Regions from separate parts of the Homo sapiens genome. Here region 2 is linked to region 1. A link is an interaction called in ENCODE POLR2A ChIA-PET data of the cell type or tissue named here. Cell type or tissue: Panc1. All regions are shown on one strand. Each heading gives the region's core, and the rest is flanking DNA. Links, peaks and the distances in the headings are about the cores only. Region 1 holds the start of MIR5191 (microRNA 5191). Region 2 holds the start of LOC124904483 (a long non-coding RNA gene).

Region 1 (10,023 bases), core at 1,085-9,084:
GGGTATCACTTTGTTGCCCAGGCTGCCTACCTCCCTTTTAGATTTGAAGTCCTTTCAGGAGAGAAACTGAGTTTCCTTCCTGAACTTGAATGTTGGGTCCTCCCGAGGATGGCCCCCTACTGCTCTCTGCTTCTATCCTTGGGTTCCATGAGCAAAAACTAGGCCTGGCCCAGCTGTCCCGCTAGGCGGGATTCCTAAAGACCTACCAGGAAACAGAGAAGGCAAAGGCAGAAGAAGACATAAGAAGTGGGACAACTCTACTCCTTGTCCATTCAAATTCAAAAGGGGTCTCTTCTCTTTGTACAAACCACATAAACCCAGTGCTCATTGCAAGAGAATTCTTATCGATGAGGGTGGCTGGGTTGGGTATCTTGAGGTCTGAGAGTCAGACATGAGCCAAGTGGGAGGGCAGTGAATGCAGCTCCTTCTCAGGAGGGTAGCTGCAGAGGCTGGGGCCCTGTCAGCAAGGCTGGAAGTGTCTCTTTAAGGCTTGAGCTCGCTGATTCTGGGAGCACAGAGCCAGCCTGGGAGAAGGCAGGGGCCTACAGTTTATTTTATTTGACATTTTTCAACGTCAGGACACTTCAGAGCCAAAGAGGAAACGAATCCCATCTGTTCTGAGCCCCCAAGCACAGTTCAAGAGGACAGGCTGGGGAGTGGAGGAAGGGGCGGTGAAGAGAAAAATAAGAAGACTGGAACATCCAGCCACACACGGAGGGCAGGAAGCCACCTGATGAGAGAGCCAGGGTGTGGCAGAAGTCGCCAAGGAATCCTTCTGTTCCCGACACACGCCTACAGCACTCGCTCAAGATGGAGCCTGCTGACTCTGTCTAAGGCCCTGTGGCCCTTGGCATAGGTTTCAGGACAGCAGTCCTGTCAGGGCTGTGGACCTCACACCTCTATGTAATGTGAAGGGCACCCTCTGGAGTTGTGGGACTTGGCAGTAGTGTTACTGCACTGGCCTGCAAGTCCCCATCCATTACTGCCACCCAGCTCAGACACAGCTCACCCATTCACATACACAAAAATGGACACATTGAGAGGGAAACCCACATTAAAGTAGGGAGAAGATGGAGGGCCCTCTGACCTCCTCCCATCAGGCACGTGTGCCTCCTCTACTCAGTGCCTGCATCCACCTCTGTATGGGTACCCATCCTCTATTCCCCTCCCACTCCAATGGATGCCAGGGATGGAAGGACAGATGGCTGTGAAACTTATCTTCTTATTTAGATTAAATTCCAGACTTTCCTATTTTTAGAAAAACAAATTCCTTTTGTATTTCCAAGTGGTAAAAATGGCCCGAGCTGTCATCTAGGACAGTCAGCAGCCAACTCAAAGTTGTCTGCAGTGTCATGATTTGGATATTACCCTGGCGAGACTACTTCTAGTGTCAAGCGGGTGATCAGTCTAGGTGCCAAATTTTAAGAGGGTCATTGACGTCCTGAGAGCTTCCAGAGGAGGGTGACCAGGACAATGAAAGGTTCGAAAAACTGGGTCATTGAAAAAAGTACTGAAATAAGCTAGGGACTTTTTCTTTTTCTTTTTGGTCTAGAGAATATTTGAGCTATATTAAGAACATGTTGAAATATTTGGATGAAGAGTTACACCCTTATTCTATTTTTCCCAGATGACAGAATTTGAATCAATAGGTAGAAGTTACAGCGAAACAGATTTCAGTTGAATATTTAGAAACTTTCTTATAACTTAATTCTGTATGATATGGAATAAGCTTCCCATCACTGTGCCTATGCAAGCCAAGGATGAAAGACTGTCTGTCAGGGATACTGTAGATAAGATTATTGTACTAGATAGGAACATGGACTAGTCTAAAATTACTGAGAAGCTTTAGAAAAATGTGGCTTTCTGGGTAGCAGAGATTCTGCATTGGTAAGTCTGAGGCTTAGAATTTGTATTTCCAAAAAACCCCATCAGCTATAAAACTCTCAGAAGAAAACGTAGGGGAAAAGCTGCATGGCGTTAGATTTTGCAGTGATTTCTTAGATATGACACTCAAAGCATAGCCAACAAAAGAAAAAAACAGATAAAATGGATTTCATCTAAATAAAAAGCTTTTGTGCATCAAAGGATACATCTACAGAATGAAAAGGAAACCCAATACACAGAATGAAAGAAAATATCTCCAAATCATACATGTGATAAAAGGTTCATATCTAGCATATATAAAGAACTCTTAACACTCAAAAAGAAATTAAACAACACAATTTAAAAATGGGCAAAGGACTTGAATAGATATCTCTCCAAAGAAGATGTACAAATAGCTAATAAGTACATAAAGCTGCTCCATATTACTAATCACTACAGAAATCAAAACCACAATGAGATAACCACTTCGCCTCCATCAGGATGGGTTTTTTCTTTTTTTGAGTTGGAGTCTCGCTCTGTCGCCCAGGCTGGAGTGCAGTGGTGCAATCTCGACTCTCTGCAACCTCCGCCTCCTGGGTTAAAGCAATTCTCCTGTGTCAGCCTCCCGAATAGCTGGTATTACAGGCACGCACCACCACGCCAGCTAGTTTTTGTAGTTTTGGTAGAGATGGGGTTTCACCCCACACCAGTTGGCCGGACTGGTCTCCAACTCCTGACCTCAAGTGATCTACCCAACCCAGCCTCCCAAAGTGCTGGGATTACAGGTGTGAGCCACCGCGCCTGGCCAGGATGGCTACTATAAATACAAACAAAACAGAAAATAGTAAATGTTGGGGAGAATTCGGAGAAATTAGAACCCTCATTCATTGCTGGTAGAAATATCAAATGGTGCAGCCATTGTGGAAAACGGTATGGTGGTTCCTCAAAACAAACAAACAAACAAACAAACAAAAAACACATAGAATTACCATATGATACAGCAATTCCATTTCCAGGTATATACCCAAAAAGAACCGAAAGCAGGGACTTGAATAATATTTGGACACTAATTTTCAGAGCAACATTCTTCACAATAGCCAAAAGGTGGTAACAACCCATGAACAGATGAATGGGTAAACAAAATGTGGCGTATACCTACAACAGAATAGAGTTCAACCTGAAAAAAGAATGAAATTCTAACGCTACAACATAAATGCTCCCTGATGACATTATGCTAAGTAAATAAGCCAGTCATTAAACAACAACAACAACAAAGACTGTATGATTCCACTTATATGGGTTACCTAGAGTAGTCAAATTCATAGAGACGAAAAGTAGAATGGTGGCTCCCAGGAGCTGAAGGGAGGAGGAAAGGGTAGCTACTGTTTAATGGGTACAGTTTCTCTTTGGGGAGAAGACAGAATTCTGGAGATGGACGTGATGATGGTTACACAGCAGTGTGAATGTACTGAATGCCACTAAACTGTACACTTTAAAATGGTTAACATAAAATGGTAAATTTTATGTTATATATATATAACCACAATTTTTAAAAATAAATCCTTTTTAAAAAACATGTATGATTATTCTGGTAGCAGCATCAGAGTCACTTTCTTCCTTCTAGTTTGCTGACTTCAGTTTGAAGAATTTGCCTTCTTTGGTTTGCTGACTAATGACCTGAAAGGGGCCTGGTCACTGGAGGGAGTAGGGAGAGCTGACTTGAGACTGAACAGGGGCTTGGGAAGAGCCGTCAAAGGGATGATCCCCCCGCAGATAAACAGAGTGTGGAGAAAGCGCCAGAATTACTGTCATCTTTTATGGCTCACTCGGATAGCTTGGAGCCGATTATGTCACCCAGTGGGGAAAGATCAGCTTTTCTGCTGGCCCAGTGCTGGGAGCTCTTGGGAGGTGGGAAAGTAAATTGCAGTGGGCCGAGGCTGATGGGTGGGCAGGGGTGTCGCAGTGTGGAGGGAAGCGCTGAAGCTATCCCTACAGGGAACAGTCCTACCCCTTTAATGACTAGAAAAACAGTTTTTTAAGAAATAGGACATTTTCTAAATTATAACATCTAGATGGAAACCACAGTGGGGATGAGAAGACCAACAGGAGGCTGAGCAACGACAGCTCAGGTTTGCATGTTCACTTAAAGAGTCGCTGGAATCCAGGTTGCCCTGTTACTAATTAAAACAACAACAACACTTAACCATGAAAACCCATAATCGAGGAGTGACTGTTTACATTAAATTACTGGGGATTATAAGTTGATTCCCTTCAACTCTGACTTCTCAGATGGCCATGTTTACAGTCCCAGCAGGGAAGTTAACAAACTCGTGTTAAGGGTTACTGCTAACTGAAGGTTGACCATAAAAAATGCATGTGAAATGATCTTGTAAACTAGCATCACAGTTTACAGGAAGGTCCACTTTATGGATATTGCCATGCCAACAATTGATTCTGTGTTCCCCATGCAAACTCCAGGCTTCCCAAGGCTTACAGCTGGGGGCTGTGCAGGGAAGGCAAGTTCTTATTCATGCTAGTCTCGGTGAACTCTAATTTTTAAAAAATGGATTCGGGAACACACATCCTGTCCAGAGGAAGGAGGATAAAGCAAGGGTGTTAGAGGGGGGATAAAGGGGGTCTTTCCTACCCTTTCCCCCTGCATTCCATGCCCCCACAGCCTATTATCTATGCCCCTGGGATTGACCAGCTGCTACTAGATCTGTCTTTGCTGCTGATGCTGAGTAAGTGGGACTCTGGTCAGACTACACACCCCTGACGGTAAGAATCATGTCTCTCCATCAGTCTGGGACTCTAATAACAACAAAAATAATATAGCAACAAAAATAATAGCTATCATTTAGTGAGCATTTACAATGAGCCAGGAATTATTCTAAGTACTTTACATATATTAACCCATTGAATCCTCATCAGAACCCTGAGATAAGTTCTACTGTTATCTGCATTTGACAGATAGACAAATGAAAGAAAGCCTGGGGAGGTGAACCAGTTTGCTCAAGCTCATACAGCTAGTTAAGAGCCGGAAGTCCTGCCACCTTCCTCAGACTGCGACGTCTCCAAGCAGGGCTCCTGTACCTTGCAACACTTGGGGTATTTTCTGCCATGGCCATCAGGTGGGTTGGTGGGGTGAAGGGCTCTCAGAGGGATCTCGTTTCCATCAGTTTGGGAGCTGTGCTGGGCAGGGGCCCCGTCACCTCCATCAATCTGGGAGCTGTGCTGGGCAGGGGTCCTATCACTTCCCCTGTCTGGAAGCTCCCTAGGGTCTAGGGCTATGGTTCTTCTAACACATGGGGGACTTTCTAAAGACTCAGCCCCGCAGGGCTTGTGCCACCCTCTGCACCCTCCTGGGATTCTCAGAGGAGGGCAGTGACCTGACACTTCCTCAGGCAGTCCCTGGCAGCTTCCTAGGGCAGAGGCTGTGTGGAGCAGCTCCTCACACACCTTGGCTCTCCTTCCTGCCCAGCACAGGCCTCTGACCACAGAAGGAGCTCAGGATCTGTGCACTGCATGGCTTTTCTCTGGTCCCAGCTCCAGGCTGGTGGATCTGAGCGTGAGCGCGAGGTTGGGCTGGCCCCTGGGATTTAACAGGCAGTAAACAACTCCATTCATGCGTCAGTTGTTTTGCTCCAGAGCAGCCTCATCAGCTGGACAAGCCCTAACCAGATCCCTCCAAGTTCTCTGCAGGGGTGGAGATGGGGGTGGGGAACAGTGGATGGCCTGGAGCTTGGCTCTCGTCTTTTCCGAGGAGAGGCTACTTTCCACTCCCTTGAAGTCTGGGATTTTTATTGGGGAGAGGCAGGCCCTGGCAGTAAGATATTAAGTCCCTGAGAAGGAAGGGAAGGGATGCTGCTGCTACTTGTATGGCCCCTTGGCGGAGGAGGGCACCAGCAAACCAAGAAGGGAGAGTGAAAGTGGCAGTAGGCTAAGAGGTGCTCCAGAGAAGCTTCCAGAACCACTGCCTCTCTCCTGTCTCTGGGCTTGGAAGAGTTGGCCAGGATCCCCCTAAGCGCCCAGCACTTCATTCTTCCTATCCTCTCTTCTATCCTCCCAGACCAGGAGAGGACAGCAAGAATGAAGTGCTGGGGGCTTGGGGTCCTGGCCAACTCTTCCAAGGTTGGAAGGCATAGGCACAACTCTGTCAATTAAGGCAGAAAAATATAAGAAGATGAGGGTCCCTGCAGGGCAAAAGGCAGGAAAGAAGGATTTGACACGCTGGGTAGGGATTAGGAAGTTGCATGATTGGTAGAAGGTTTGCACAGGAAGAAACCCAAGGAGCAGACACTGAGGACCACAGGGGTCGGATAGGGAACTGAGGGGTTACGAACCCCTGGCAAAGGAAGTGGAGCTACTGCTGCTACTCACTGTTTGACTAGCGATTTCACCCACAAGCTCTCATTTTCTCTTCTTAGGTAGACAGATACGATGTTAATAACCTTTTTGGTTTTTTTTTTTTTTGCAAATGGGAAAGCAGATTTAGTTGTCCAGGGTCTACACAGAGTTCGCATAAGAGCTGGGAATAAAATGCTTTTCCAAGGCTCTTTGAGCCAGTTTATTGAGGGCAAAGAGCCAGGGAGGAGGGTGACAGAATGACAGCCACAGAGACCAATGAGAGGGAGGCGCCTTCATTGACCAATCAGCTCCTTGGATGTAGGCCCTGCCTACACCACACCCAAGTCTAGAATAAACCACATCGAATTTCAGAGGCAATCACAAAGTGTACACAGCACACTTTTGTGTACTTTCATAGCAGCACAGCAAACCAAAACCCGTTTTGGGTTCCACTCCACTTTTAAGGCGTCGCATCCCAGTGGTCTTTCCACCATCCTCCCCCGCCATCCAAGAAGCCCCTGCGCTTACCCGGTAGTGATGTCATCATCCTCCGTCATGGTCTTGCCCATGAGGTCACTGTCGCTCATGTAGCCGGACTTGAGGTCCACCTCATCCGAGTCCAGGGATTCGACCAGCTCCAGGCGGGAGATATGGCTGAGCTTGCTGGGGCTGCGCATGGGCATGGTGTGGGAGTAGTGGGCCCGTTCGCCGTGCATGTACCAGGCGGGCGTCCCCTCCGAGCGGCAGCTCCCACCCACAGAGGGCGCGTCACCAGCCTGCAGCCGCGGACTGGACTGGCCATAGCGCCATGACAGAGGGGACGAGCGGTTGGAGAGGCTGGACACGCTGCGTGGGTTGGCATCATCGCTGTCGTAGCAGGTCATCTCCAGGGAGCTGGGTGGAGAGCAGAAGGCACTACTTAGTCCTTGGCACAGCCGCCGTGTGCCCTGTCCCCTCACATGCACCCCAGCAATGCCTCCCCTCCACCCACAGGCCCTGTCACCTCCTCCCCACCTGCCCAAGCTCCACCTCCTCCATGAGGCCTCTGGTTGTGTGTTACCTTTGTGATACGTTATCTGTTTGACAAAGGAAATGATCTTAATTAAGTGGCTAGGGAAGAAATCCTGTATACTGTTAAGACCCTAGATTGTGTAATATGACCTAGGTTTGAATTCTTTTTTGGTATTGGTTAGTAAAGGAGCCCAAGGAAAGTAAATAACTAAAGCTTCAGTTTCCCCATCTGTACAATGGGGATAATGGCATAACATCTACCTTATAGAGTTGTAAGGATCACATATGTACAGACAGAACACAGTGCCTGGTATATGGAAGGGGTCAACAGACCTGGAGGCAAGTGGGAGAGACTGGTCACTTGAGCTTAGAAGGCCTTGGTCATTTTGTTAATGGTGTGTCCATCACCTCTCTTCTAGTAATTAGCTGAGGGCTAGCTGATTCCCAAACATCATATATAGGAAAGCTGAAGTAGAGTGCAGAGAGTATAGGAAAAGCTTTGGGAATCTGGGATGTATGGCAGGTCCCCAGTAAGACTGGTCCAAGCCACAGGCCTAGGGCAGCAGGGGAAATAAGCCTCCCCAGAGAATAGAAGCAGCCTTAACTGGACAAAGGAGAGGACACAGGGAACCAGACATGGGGGTGAAGCCAAATGTCCAGAGTCTCAAGCCTCAGGCCCTGCTAGACCAGGCCAAGGGAGCAATGCCCAGGTGAGTGCTGGATGGCCTGAGACTAGGGGAACCTGGGGGACTAGGGAAGGAGATAGGGCCAGGCGGGCTGCAGAGAGGAAATACAACTGGAATCTGGTTGAAGGGGTGGCTTGGACTTGGGTTCAGGCTGAGACCCATAATTCCATCTAGCCTAGCAGTGGGGCCAGCCCAAATCAGCCTCAGGCAGGGTCTCCATAACTTATCCTAATTAAGCCAGACAGGACTAAGTAAGCGAAACGGGGTTTGGTGGCCAAGAAAGCTGGGGCAACTGAGGCAATCTGTGGCTGGACATGAGTTACATGAGCCCAAGCAATCACTGCTCTGTGAACACATCCATTGCTTAGCCACTTTGGGGGCTGGAATGGGAGTGGGACATTGATTTTTCCATTCTGGTTTCTATCAAGTTCCTTGAAAAGAAGAAAAATTTCCAAAGTTGTCTCTATTGGACCTGAGAAAATACGGTCTTATTTTCTAACCAGCAGAACTTGAGGGATCCAAACGCTCTTGAAACTGAGTGTGCTGGGGTCCTGGCAGTAGTCCTGTGGGCAAGATGGGGGAGGCCCTGGCCAGTCAGGGCAATCAGTGGCAGCTGCTTCTGGCCCTCTGGAGGGCTTCCTGACCGTGTCCATGCCCAGCGGCTCCCCTCCTGGCCCTGCCAACTCTTTTTACTTATTTACTTATTTTTGAGACAGGGTCTCACTCTGTTGCCTAGGCTGGAGTGTAGTGGTGCAAACACGGCTCACTGCAGCCTTGACCTCCCGAGCTCAAGTGACCCTCCTGCCTCAGCCCCAAAGTAGCAGGGACGACAGGCACACATGAGCACATCTGGCTAATTTTTGTATTTTTTATAGAGATGGGGTTTTGCCATGTTGTCCAGGCTGGTCTTGAACTCCTGAACTCAAGCAATCCTCCCACCTCGGCCTCCCACAGTGCTGGGGTTACTGGCGTGAGCCACTGCACCCTGCTTCTGGCAGCCCTTTAGGAACCCCTTTGTGTTCTGCAGCTCTGCCTCATACAGTGTCTTGTTTCGGCTTCTAATTACTGTGGACCTAGACATCACATCTCCTTGGACAGAAACCGATGTGCCCCGAAGCCAGAGACTGTAGTGATGGTGCGACTTTGTCTGCCTTGCTCACTCACCACGGTATTTCAGCACTTTGCATGGCACCTGGCCTAGAGCTGGTGCTCTAGAATGAATCAAAGAGGAGCAAACCCACGATGGATGTGTGAGTAAAAAGCAAGGAAGTTCTCATCAGAAAACTCAGTCCAGCGCCCTGTGCAGTAAGTGCTTGATAAAAGCAAGCTGACCTTGACCATGGGATGAGACAGGGGAGGAAGAGGATGATGCTAACCATACTAAGAGGGTGGCGGGGATCTCCAGGGAAGCTGGTTTGGGTAGTTAGCCTACACCATGGTTATATACTAGTGTGGGAGTGAGGGCTGCACTCAGCATCTGGGTTCCTCAATTCTATTCCTGGCCTGCCCCTGTTTAGTTATTTGTACTAAAATTGCCTCTTCCCCTATTCCACAGCTCTCTCTTTTTTTTTCAGTTCCCCCAAACACATCTCTAGACATCTCTAGACTTAAGCTTGGTGAGGGGGATTCTAGCTCAGATCCTCAGTTCTTGAATTCCAGCCCTGCACCCACCCTTCAGGCTTGCCTTTCTCTGGGGAGGACACAGTTTCATTTCCTCTCCAGCCACAGTCTGACCCAGACTCTCCTCGCTGGGGGAAATGAACCAGTAGAAATTGAGGAAGCAGCACAGGAGTAAAGGCTTCTGAAAAGGAATGGAATCCAGTTATCCTGGGAGTTCCTGGGTGAAAACAGCCTTGCAGGAAGCACACACTGGACCATAAGCTCCGAGGATGAAGCTTGTGTGTGTTCTGGGGAGCCAGTGCCCAGCGCTGTGCCTGGCACACAGCTGGCATGGGTTCTGAGCATGCAGAGTACAGAACCTACCCTCATCAGCCAGCGTGACTCTGGCAGGTGCCTCCCTGCCCCCAGCCTCATTCTCTAACCCAGGGAGTATGTATATATCCTGTCTACTTCCAGGGCTAAGGGAAGGGCTCATTGATAGAAAGCCCTTTAAAAA
Region 2 (10,023 bases), core at 861-8,860, 52 kb before region 1:
ACAACAACAACAACAAAAACCCACTATTACATTTGAATGGCTTGAAAAAAAAATAAAAGTTAAAGAGTGACAGAGCAAGACCTTTTGTTAAAAAAAAAAAAGGCTGGGTGCAAAACTCCTCCTTGAAGCCAGGTGTTCAAGACCAGCCTGGGCAACAAAGCAAGACCTCTGTCACTACAAACAAAACAAAAGAAATAGTACATGCTCTAATAAGGATCCAGATATTATATAAAGGAAAAAGGAAAAGTGCTCCTTTTTTGCCCTCCCATTTTTACTTCTAAGGTAACTATTATTAACAGTTTTCTGTGCATCCTTCAAAAATATCCCTATGCATATATCTTCTAGCTGTTTGCTCTCTGGATCTGCTGAATAGTTGACATTATGCGACCACACTTCATTATCCTGGCGATTCTCTATACCTGACTTAAACTGGAATCTCAGTCTTCCTCTTTGTTGTTTTACTCCTTGTTTCAGTGAAGTACCTCTTCCAGTAGGTTTCTGAAAAGGGGTGCTTTGGAAGTAAACTTCGTAAGACCTTACATGTCATAAAATGTCTTTATTCCATCTTTACATGTGAGATTTTGGGTAGCCACAGAATTCTAAGCTGAAAATATCTTCTTTCAGAATCTAAAGGCATTGTTCTATGTCTGTTTCTATTGTTGCCCTTCTGATTCTTTGTCCTTGTATGTGACCTGTTTTTTTTTGTCTCCCCTCTGGAACTTTTAGCATCTTCTTGTGCACTGAAACATCGCTAATGATGTGCCTTGGTGTGGGAGTTATTTTTTATCCATCGTATTGGGTACTTTACCGGATGCTTTGAATCTACACACTCATTACCTTCAGTTTTGAGAAATTTTATCAAAAATTTTTTGATGATTTTCTCTTCATTTTTCAGTTCTCTCTTCTAGAGTATTTGTAATTCAGTTAACAGATTTTTTGGCTGATTTTCTACATTTCTCTCTTATTTTCTAGTACCTTTAAAAAAAAACAACTCTTTTTTTTTTTTTTTTGAGATGGAGTCTTGCTCTGTCACCCAGGCTAGAGTGCAGTGGTGCAATCTGGGCTCACTGCAACCTCCGTCCCCTGGGTTCAAGCGATTCTCCTGCCTCAACCTCCTGAGTAGCTGAGACTACAGGCGCGTGCTGCCATGCCTGGCTAATTTTTTGTATATTTAGTAGAGATGGGGTTTCACCGTGTTAGCCAGAATGGTCTCGATCTCTTGACCTCGTCATCTGCCTGCCTAAGCCTCCCAAAGTGCTGGGATTATAGGCGTGAACCACCATGCCCGAACTTTTTTTTTTTTTTTTTTTTTTTTGTAGAGTCAGGGTCTCCTTATGTTGCCCAGGCTGGTCTCAAGTGATCCTCCCACCTGGGGCTCCCAAAGTGCTGGGATTACTGGCTTGAGCCAGCCTGGCTGCTAAACTCTACTTTTTGAGCAATGGCCTCAATTTTATCTTCCATCCTTTCTATTAAGTTTTTCATTTCTTCTATCACACATACATATATAGGTACACACACATATAAATATATAGACATACATATATATACACATAAATGTATGTATGGGTATTGTATATATGTATATGTATATTTTAGAGACGGGATCTTGTATTCTTACCCAGGCTAGAGTGTGGTGATGCACCATAGTTCACTGCAGCCTCAAACTCCTGGGCTCAAGTGATCTTTCTGCTTCAGTTTCCCGAGTAGCTGGGATTATAGGCGTGTGCTACCATGCCCAGCTAACTTTAAAATTTTTGTAGAGCCAGGGTCTCACTATGTTGTTCAGGCTGGTCTCAAACTCCTGGCTTCAAGCAATCTTCCCTCCTCAGCCTCCCAAAGTGCTGGGATTACAGTTGCGAGCCACTGCGCCCAGGCTTCTACCATATTTTAAATTTCCAAGGCTTCTTTAAAAAATTTTAAACAGCATACTGTTCTTTCTTTCAAGGATACAATCTCTTTTTCAACTCTCGGAGACATTCATTCACTCATTCATTTGGAGGGGCAGGTTTCCAATGTCCTTGCATAGTTTCTGGTTCCAAGTTGCTTTGTTCTGTTTGTACTGGCGGGACTTCGTGTTATAGACCTTCTGAGATGTGTGATGAAGCTTGGCTGTTTGCTTATATGGAAGACTGGGACACTCATTATAAGTTATTGAGAACCTTTGTGCACATGCAGTAGGACTTGTCAACTATGGCTTCAGTATAGGGAGATGAGATTGGACTGATTCATTTAAGTTTTTTCTCATGGGTTGGTCAGATTTCCTAGAGGTGAGTCTTCCAAACTCCAGCCTGCAGCATGTAAGACCAGCATTCTACGAGCTGAGTTAGAGAAGAGCCTGGAGCTTTCAACATTCAATATGCAAAGTTTTATTTATTCCCCTCTCCCTTGTTTTAGTTTAAAATCTATGCCCTCACTTGTGTCAGGAGTCCACCAGTCCAGAGACTACCTGTTTTACTCTCTCCAGAAAATGTCTCCAGTCTTCTGTTAATGGAGGGAAAGGGCTCCCCCTTTGGGAGCAGATGGAGGGGAATGGAGGGGAGAATCTGAGAGTCTAAGTGTTTTTTCTATAAATTTTCAACCAGTCCTCTTGTTTTTAGACTTACCTCTTCCCCTATTAAACCTACCTGATGCCACCAATTATGAAGCTTTTTGAGGATTCTGGGGTGCAAATTGAGTTGCTGCCCCACTTCCTCCACTGCTGGCTCAGGATTCGACTTTAAGTCTGATCCACCAGTTCATACTTGCCAGTCTGATTTCCAGCTTCCCATGATCTCATCACTATTATCTCTTTCTTCTCCTATTCTTTGTCTTTGTGGTTTTATGACTTATGAAAAGAAAAACGCTTTATTTTCATTTAACTTTTGTGGTAGTTGTGAAATATGTGAAATATATCCTAAGTGACTCTTTTGGATAAGATATCCTGATGGGTAGCCTTTGAGTAGAGAGAGGTGACGAGACATTAGCTTTGGAGTTCCAAAGTCAAATTACACAGAGGCAGAAGAAACCATCTAGATAATATTTTTTTTGAGATGGGGTCTTGCTATGTTGCCCGGGCTGGTCATGAACTCCTGGGTTCAAGTGATCCTCTTGCCTCAGCCTCCCAAAGAGCTGGAATTACAGGCATGAGCCATTGCACCTGGGCTAGATGATTTTTTTTGAAGACTCAAGAGCTGTGGGAGAAAAAAGGCTGGATGGACACTGTCCATCCTGAAACATATGACTGGTTGAGGTGTAAGAATAGAATGTCTTTAGAAGAGTTTGCAAATTTTACAGTTCATCAGTCAGAGTACTGCAAAGCAACTGCCTGGTCACTCAAGATAGCAGGGAGAAAGGAAGGCAGCTTAAATATGGCATCAAAAAGAATAAAGTAAAGAGGACAGGGCTCAGAGTTATGCAGGGCTACTGCATCTGTTGTTTGGCAGAAAGAATTTCTTTGCTCACTCTAAGCTGGATTTTGCTGTCTCCCTCCCATTTCTCTTTATATTTGTTTCTCACATAGATCTCAAGTACAGAAAAGAGAGCTGGGCAACAACAAGCTAGGCCTAAATTCACGAGGAGGTGAAAACAACAAAGAATGCAGAGACCTCAATAACCCTGTATAATCTAATCTACAAATCCAAACAACCACCAACAGGCTACTGATGTACGACAGAAATGGTGTCAAAAGTTTTTATTTGGGGCGAGTTCTTATAAGAACAATGGCACTTTGTCATTTTCATCTACCCCCAGAACAGAGAGGAAATGAGTCTGAATGAGCATATGAGAGATTGAGTCAGATATAACAGGACAATGAAGATGAAGAACCTTGTCAACGGATATTTCAAGGGAGCTATAACAGATTATAGAGGTAAATTAAAGAACTTTCTCCATGGGATACTTATTTTCCCACTTACTATTCTCCTCATATCATCTAGTCTACCCTCCAAAATTTACACGTCTCATTCCCTATTTCCACTAAAAAGCATCACCTTTTCCCCTCATTGCTCTATCAAAAACTTAGGTATGTCTTCAACTCCTTTTTCCTCCCCCTCCTCATCAAGACTGTAACACATCATTGATTGTATTACCACTTTCCTTTCAAATCTGTCTCTTCCTTTAACTTTCCCCTGCCTTTGCTCTGGTTCAGAGCCTAATGTCCTCTCACTTGAGCCACTGTGAAAGACTTCTTATCAGTTCTACTCCTCCCTCCCTCTAACATGCACTGAATATAATCAGAAGCCTAATCACCCAAAAGTGTGGCACTTAGCAAAACCTTCATTAGCTCTCTGTTACTGACATGATAAAATAAAAATTCTGCAGCCTGGCTGGGCATGATGGTTTACACCAGTAATCGTAGCACTTTGGGAGGCTGAGGAGGGAGGATTGCTTAAGGCCAGGAGTTTGAGACCAGCCTGGGCAACATAGTGAGACCCTGTCTCTGTGTATTTTTTAAAAAACATTCTACAGCCCATTTATCAAGATTATTCATGAGCCATCATTAATGTAGTATAGTGATTAAGAGCACAGATGTTGGAGCCAGACTACCTGAGTTTAATCCCTATAAACTCTGCCTAGGGTTAAATTCAACTTCAATTGAGCAAACAGTCATCAAGCTCCTAGTATTTTTTTTTTTTTTTTTGAGATGGAATCTTGCTCTGTCGCCCAGGCTGGAGTACAGTGGCATGATCTCGGCTCACTGCAAGCTCCGCCTCCCAGGTTCATGCCATTCTCCTGCCTCAGCCTCCCAAGTAGCTAGGACTACAAGCACCCGCCACCACGCCCGGCCAATTTTTTGTATTTTTAGTAGAGACGGGGTTTCACCGTGTTAGCCAGGATGGTCTCGATCTCCTGACCTCGTGATCCACCCGCCTTGGCCTCCCAAAGTGCTGGGATTATAGGCATGAGCCACTGTGCCCGGCCCAAGCTCCTAGTATTTATAATGCATGGTATCAGTTGCTATGGGCATTCAAAATAAGTGGCTATCCAGAATGAGCGTATAACCCAAGGATGGAGAAAGGTGTATAAATGAAATAAATCCATGACAGAGGTATAGACAACATACATAAAGCAATACAGAGGAAGGAATGATTTCATCTCCAATAAAATCCAGAAATATGACTTTACCATGTTACAATACTGATAAACATAATGCTTTATCCACTTTTCTCCACTCCCATCCCACTCCTACTTCCTATGTTCCCCAGGATTCCTATTAGGTGACCAGCTGTCTTGCCTAATTTCCTTTTAGAAATACAGACCTGCATGAGGAGCCGGTCCTCACACCACTATGCAGTGATCTGTGTGCTGCTGAAGTCTCTGGAGTCCTGGCATTATCCCAGGGATCTGACATCAGTGGACATAAGCCCTATCTGTTCATATTTCACATAGGCATTTTCCATTTCCAGATCAAATGCCAAGTCTTCCATGAGGCTTTCCATGATCCTCCTTGCCAGAAAAATCCCATTCTCTTTTATGTTTCTACAGACATATCTATACTTCTGTTAGAGTGGTCTGCCTTGAAATAGTTATGTCCACACATCTTTTCACTAGACTATATTTCCCTGAAGGTTAGGATTAAATCTTATGCTTCTTCGTACCCCTCATACAATATCTTGTATACAGTGGGCACTCACTCATTGCTTATATGAAAACAAGAATGCATAACTTCAGGAAAAAGGTTAAGATTTTGGAGCTGCTATTTATATATTCTCCAAGAATAACTAGTAATTTGTTTATAAATGTAATCCTTGCTTTGGGGTTGGGGGAATTTATTAACATTCTCTTTTTAGAACTTTCAGTACTCTGCTGAAATTCCCTATCTATACAAAAATGTAATTCACCTTTTCTACTGGATCCTTAAACATATTTATAAAAAGGATTTTACAATCCTTGTCTGTTAGTTTCAACATATGGCTCATCTGTGGATCTGCTTCTATTGACTATTTTTTCCCTCAGTCTTATTTTTTCTGCTTCTTCCTGAGTCTTGTAACTTTTTATTTTATGCCAGATGTTGTGTGTAAAAGTGTGGCAATAGGTATATCCAGAAAAGGACATGTCCCTTCCGCTGTTAGGCTGCTAGGATTGAGAGCTGAGTCAGTCTAGCCTGTCATAGAGCCAGGTTTGGGCTCTGTTATAGGTCAGTTCACCAGTTTTTTTTTTTTTTTTTTTTTTCTAGACGAAGTCTTGCTCTTGTTCCCCAGGCTGGAGTGCAATGGTGTGGTCTCGGCTCACTGCAACCTCCGCCTCCCGGGTTCAAGCAATTCTCCTGCCTCAGCTAGGATTACAGGTGCCTGCCACCATGCCCGGCCAATTTTTGTATTTTAAGTAGAGATGGAGTTTCGCCATGTTGGCCAGGCTGGTCTTGAACTCCTGACCTCAGGTGACCTGCCTGCTTCAGCCTCCCAAATCACCAGATGTTTTTTTTTTTTTTTTTGAGACGGAGTCTCGCTCTGTCGCCCAGGCTGGAGTGCAGTGGCGGGATCTCGGCTCACTGCAAGCTCTGCCTCCCGGGTCACCAGATGTTTTGAGGGCAGGATCAGGACTGTCCTTTCAGTAGCACTTAAGATCTGATCATAGTGAGTCCCCAGAGATCTCTCTATGCCATCCAGCCCAGCTGCCAGCTTTGGGCTGCTGTGGAGTTCTCTGCACTCTTGGTGAGCCACTTCTGTGCATTCAATGAAGGATTTTTGTGCTTTGGAGGGGGTCTTTCTCTACCCTCCTGCCCTGTTCTCAGGTTCCACTGTACTGTACTGTACTGCTGCTGTATAATCAGTGAAGGTCCTGTGTACATTGGGTGGGGGCAGGGATCTTTCTCAGATTTCTGTCCTGCCCTTAGCCATCAGCTTGCTGCCACTGTGTACTCAGTGAAGCCCTCATGAGAACGATTTAGGGGTAGGTGGGTACTTATTTGCTCTATAATTAGGGCTCCTTATGGCCAGCCTACATGTGGCCTTCAAAAGTTTGTAGGAAATTCAGCTATTTTCTCCTTATCCTCATCTATGGTGGGTTTGCTCCTCTTAGCCATACCCTAGGAGGAAAACAGCCATGTATTCCATCTCTCCTAGGAATGGCTCTTCTCTTTCTGGAATTTAGTTCAATTAGAGTACTTTGCATCCTTAGATATCTGTATTTTTAAAAAGTTATGTTTGTTGCTTATCCAGCTTAGCCTTGTTGTTAAGATGAGAGTGATAGTGTAGGACACTATACGATTCCCTTCAATAAATTAGCCCCTTGAGTGCTCTTAGAATAAATAAAGCCCTTCATCTAGGGCTGCTAAGAATGGCAACTGATTCCTCCTCTTGTTTTCTTGCCCACTTCCTAGCACTGATACCATAGTCTAAGGAACACTCTGATGCATCCATCTCCTCTGTAGGATGAAAAGAGGGACTGTGGAGAGGCCAGCTCAACTGAACACTGCTCTGTTTGTGTCTGTGCAGACACGTGGCAATGCATGGGGCAGGAAACACTCCTCCCCTCTGGGAAAAGCACCAACACTAACGTAGTTCTTGGCTAGGATTGGCTACCCCTCCCAGACTTCTCTCACACCGTCTGCTCCCCACATTTTAGGCCCAGCTATTCCATGGAACTTGAATAGCCAAGGGAGCCTGCAGGCAGCCAGAGGGCCAAGGGTGTGGGCTAACTAACTGGAAGAGTGGACCAGCTTGTGACTACATAGGAAAAAATCCTTATTGCTTCTGTAGCACAGCATGGTTCTTAAAAGTCAGACTTGAACACTGAATCTGTTCTTCTGTCCAGAATATATATGCCTTGCGAATCAGTAACTATTTCTCTATTTACTACTTAATGCATAAGAGCTGTATACATGGAACTCTACTTTCTCTTCTGAGAGTGGAGAAATATCTGCGGTACAATAGGCTGGTTTTAACAGCTGAGAGTTTTCTTTTTTTTCTTTTTCTTCTCTTATAATTATTTTTACTTCCAGTAGAGTTTATGGAATTGGAAGCCTAGGGGATACCTAGGACTTCTTGCTTCCTCATATAGGAAAGAGAATAACTAACTTTATCATCTAAACTGGAAACAGGTTCCAAGACAGCAGGAAGCTATTTGGCCACAAAATGTACCCTACTTCATGGAAACAAATCCCCAAATCAATCATGAAAAAAAGCCAGACTCAGAGTTGGAGGGCTTTTCAGTCCCCATCACTATACCAACTAGGTATGCACTGTATTCTATCAAATATACAAACATCAAATGGGGCAGAGCGGTAAAAGAGCATCAATAATCACAACTCTTGATATTGTCTCACTTGCTAGAGTTGATGGATGGTGACCTAGGTTAGGCAGTGAAATAGACAACAGTGACAAAGTGTGAATTTGACCCAGGGACTGAGAGTAATCTGAAAACCAAGATAAGTAGGAGGCTAGCAAATGTGATGAGCCCAGTTCTAGGTTTGCCAAGGGCTAGAATGTCTATGGATCAAAATAAAAAGAACATTTTTCATAGTGCAAGTGTTTTAGATAAGGCTGTCATTAGATGGTTCTGCAGCCAGCGATATCTCATGACATTTGCCCCTGATACTCAAATTATTCTTGATAATTTTAAGGAGACAGGGCAAAGAGCACATAAAGCTGGAAGTGGAATCAGTCCAAGTTAGAATTAAATACATACAGACTCAAAACTAATCTGTCCTCTTGAAGAGGCTAACCTTATTGGCTAGAAATGGACTGAGCTGATCTCAAAGAATACACTACTATAGACCAGAATGCATTCCTAATATTTGCTCTAGTCTTGAAATTTTCCATAGCTTTCTTGGAACTACACCAGATTAAAGCTAAGATATAGCTTTCCTTGCTTGCTACTTTAAGAATACTCTTGCTATCTATGATAAAATGTATTATGTTAAACCACGTGAAATTGCCAATCTTATAGGTAAAAAATTGGTCAAACCTGGGCACTTTCATATGATTCAACATCAAATATATTTATTTTTGTGTTTGGTCTACACTTTAGCACTTGTTTGCTACAAAACTGTGGTTGTGGATTCTAAACTCTTTTTTTTTTTTTTTTTTTAATTGAGACAAGATCTCACCTTGTCACCCAGGCTGGAGTACAGTGGTGTGATCTCAGCTTACTGCAGCCTTGACCTCCTGGGTTGAAGTGATCCTCCTGCTTCAGCTCCCCAAGTAGCTGGGACTACATGTGCGCACCACTGCGCCTGGCTAATTTTTTAATTTTTTGTAGACACAGGGTTTCACCATGTTGCCCAGGCTGGTTCCAAACTACTGAGCTCAAGCGATCTGCCTGCCTTGGACTCCCAAAATGCTAGGATTACAGGCATGAGCCACCATGCCTGTACTTACTCTTTTTTTTTTTTTTTTCTCTGAGACGGAGTTTCACTCTTGTTGCCCAGGCTGCAGTGCAATGGCGCAATCTTGGCTCACCACAACCTCTGCCTCCCAGGTTCAAGTGATTCTCCTGCCTCAGCCTCCCAAGTAGCTGGGATTACAGGCATGTAATTACCACCACACCTGACTAATTTTTGTATTTTTAGTAGAGATGGGGTTTCACCATGTTGTCCAGGCTGGTCTCGAACTCCTGACCTCAGGTGATCCGCCTCCCTCAGCCTCCCAAAGTGTTAGGATTACAGGCATAAGCCACCATGCCCAGCTGACTTAAACTCTTAATAGGGAGAGACCAAGTTACAAAAATCCAAGTCAAATGAAAGAAATGACAACCTGTCCCAGTCTAAGACTAGTTTGGTACATCTGAACAAGGGAATATGTTTTGGACTTTCCTCAATCCAAAGTTCCAAAGATATCCCATTCTTCAATGGTCTTTTATGCTTTCTTCAGACCCATTCCTGGAGGTGAGCCACTCAGTTCATAATCCATACTTCCCCAAAGGTCACTCAGACAGTCATGGAGATGTGATCCCTAATGAGAAAATTAGCAAGTGATGTTCCATCTCTGGTCCCTGCAGCAAGTGGACTCCTTTGTTAAGACGTTGGTGACCTACACCTGTGTTAATATGGTAGCCACTAGCCATATGTAGCTAATGAGTACTCGAAATGTGGCTAGTCCCAAT

The links. ChIA-PET counts read pairs that join two places held together with the same protein. Peaks named below come from ENCODE experiments on the same cell type or tissue, not always from the same donor. Only the 100,000 strongest peaks of a DNase experiment are listed, where the experiment ranks them.
Region 2: POLR2A ChIA-PET joins it to region 1 with 10 read pairs; 12 of 35 experiments call an interaction of 5 or more read pairs at or near these places.

Annotation. Positions count from the first base shown.
Region 1 is chr1:201,715,471-201,725,493 of GRCh38, reverse strand. NAV1 (neuron navigator 1) reads right to left here. Exons shown (of 34, transcript NM_001389617.1): 7 at 6,739-7,104. All of the region lies in intron 2 of IPO9-AS1 (IPO9 antisense RNA 1), which reads left to right. MIR5191 (microRNA 5191) reads right to left here and starts at 5,986; the gene lies at 5,867-5,986. LOC124904483 (a long non-coding RNA gene) reads left to right here. Exons shown (of 2, transcript XR_007066790.1): 2 at 579-3,439. RefSeq lists enhancers at 514-1,015, 5,224-5,870. In Panc1, for the core only: no CTCF peak of the experiment used is centred there; a DNase peak (open chromatin) is centred at 4,086; H3K4me3 peaks cover 1,025 bases; H3K27ac peaks cover 6,441 bases.
Region 2 is chr1:201,767,628-201,777,650 of GRCh38, reverse strand. All of the region lies in intron 7 of NAV1 (neuron navigator 1), which reads right to left. The region is part of intron 2 of IPO9-AS1 (IPO9 antisense RNA 1); the gene reads left to right. LOC124904483 (a long non-coding RNA gene) reads left to right here and starts at 109. Exons shown (of 2, transcript XR_007066790.1): 1 at 109-10,023. In Panc1, for the core only: a CTCF peak has its summit at 2,577; no DNase peak of the experiment used is centred there.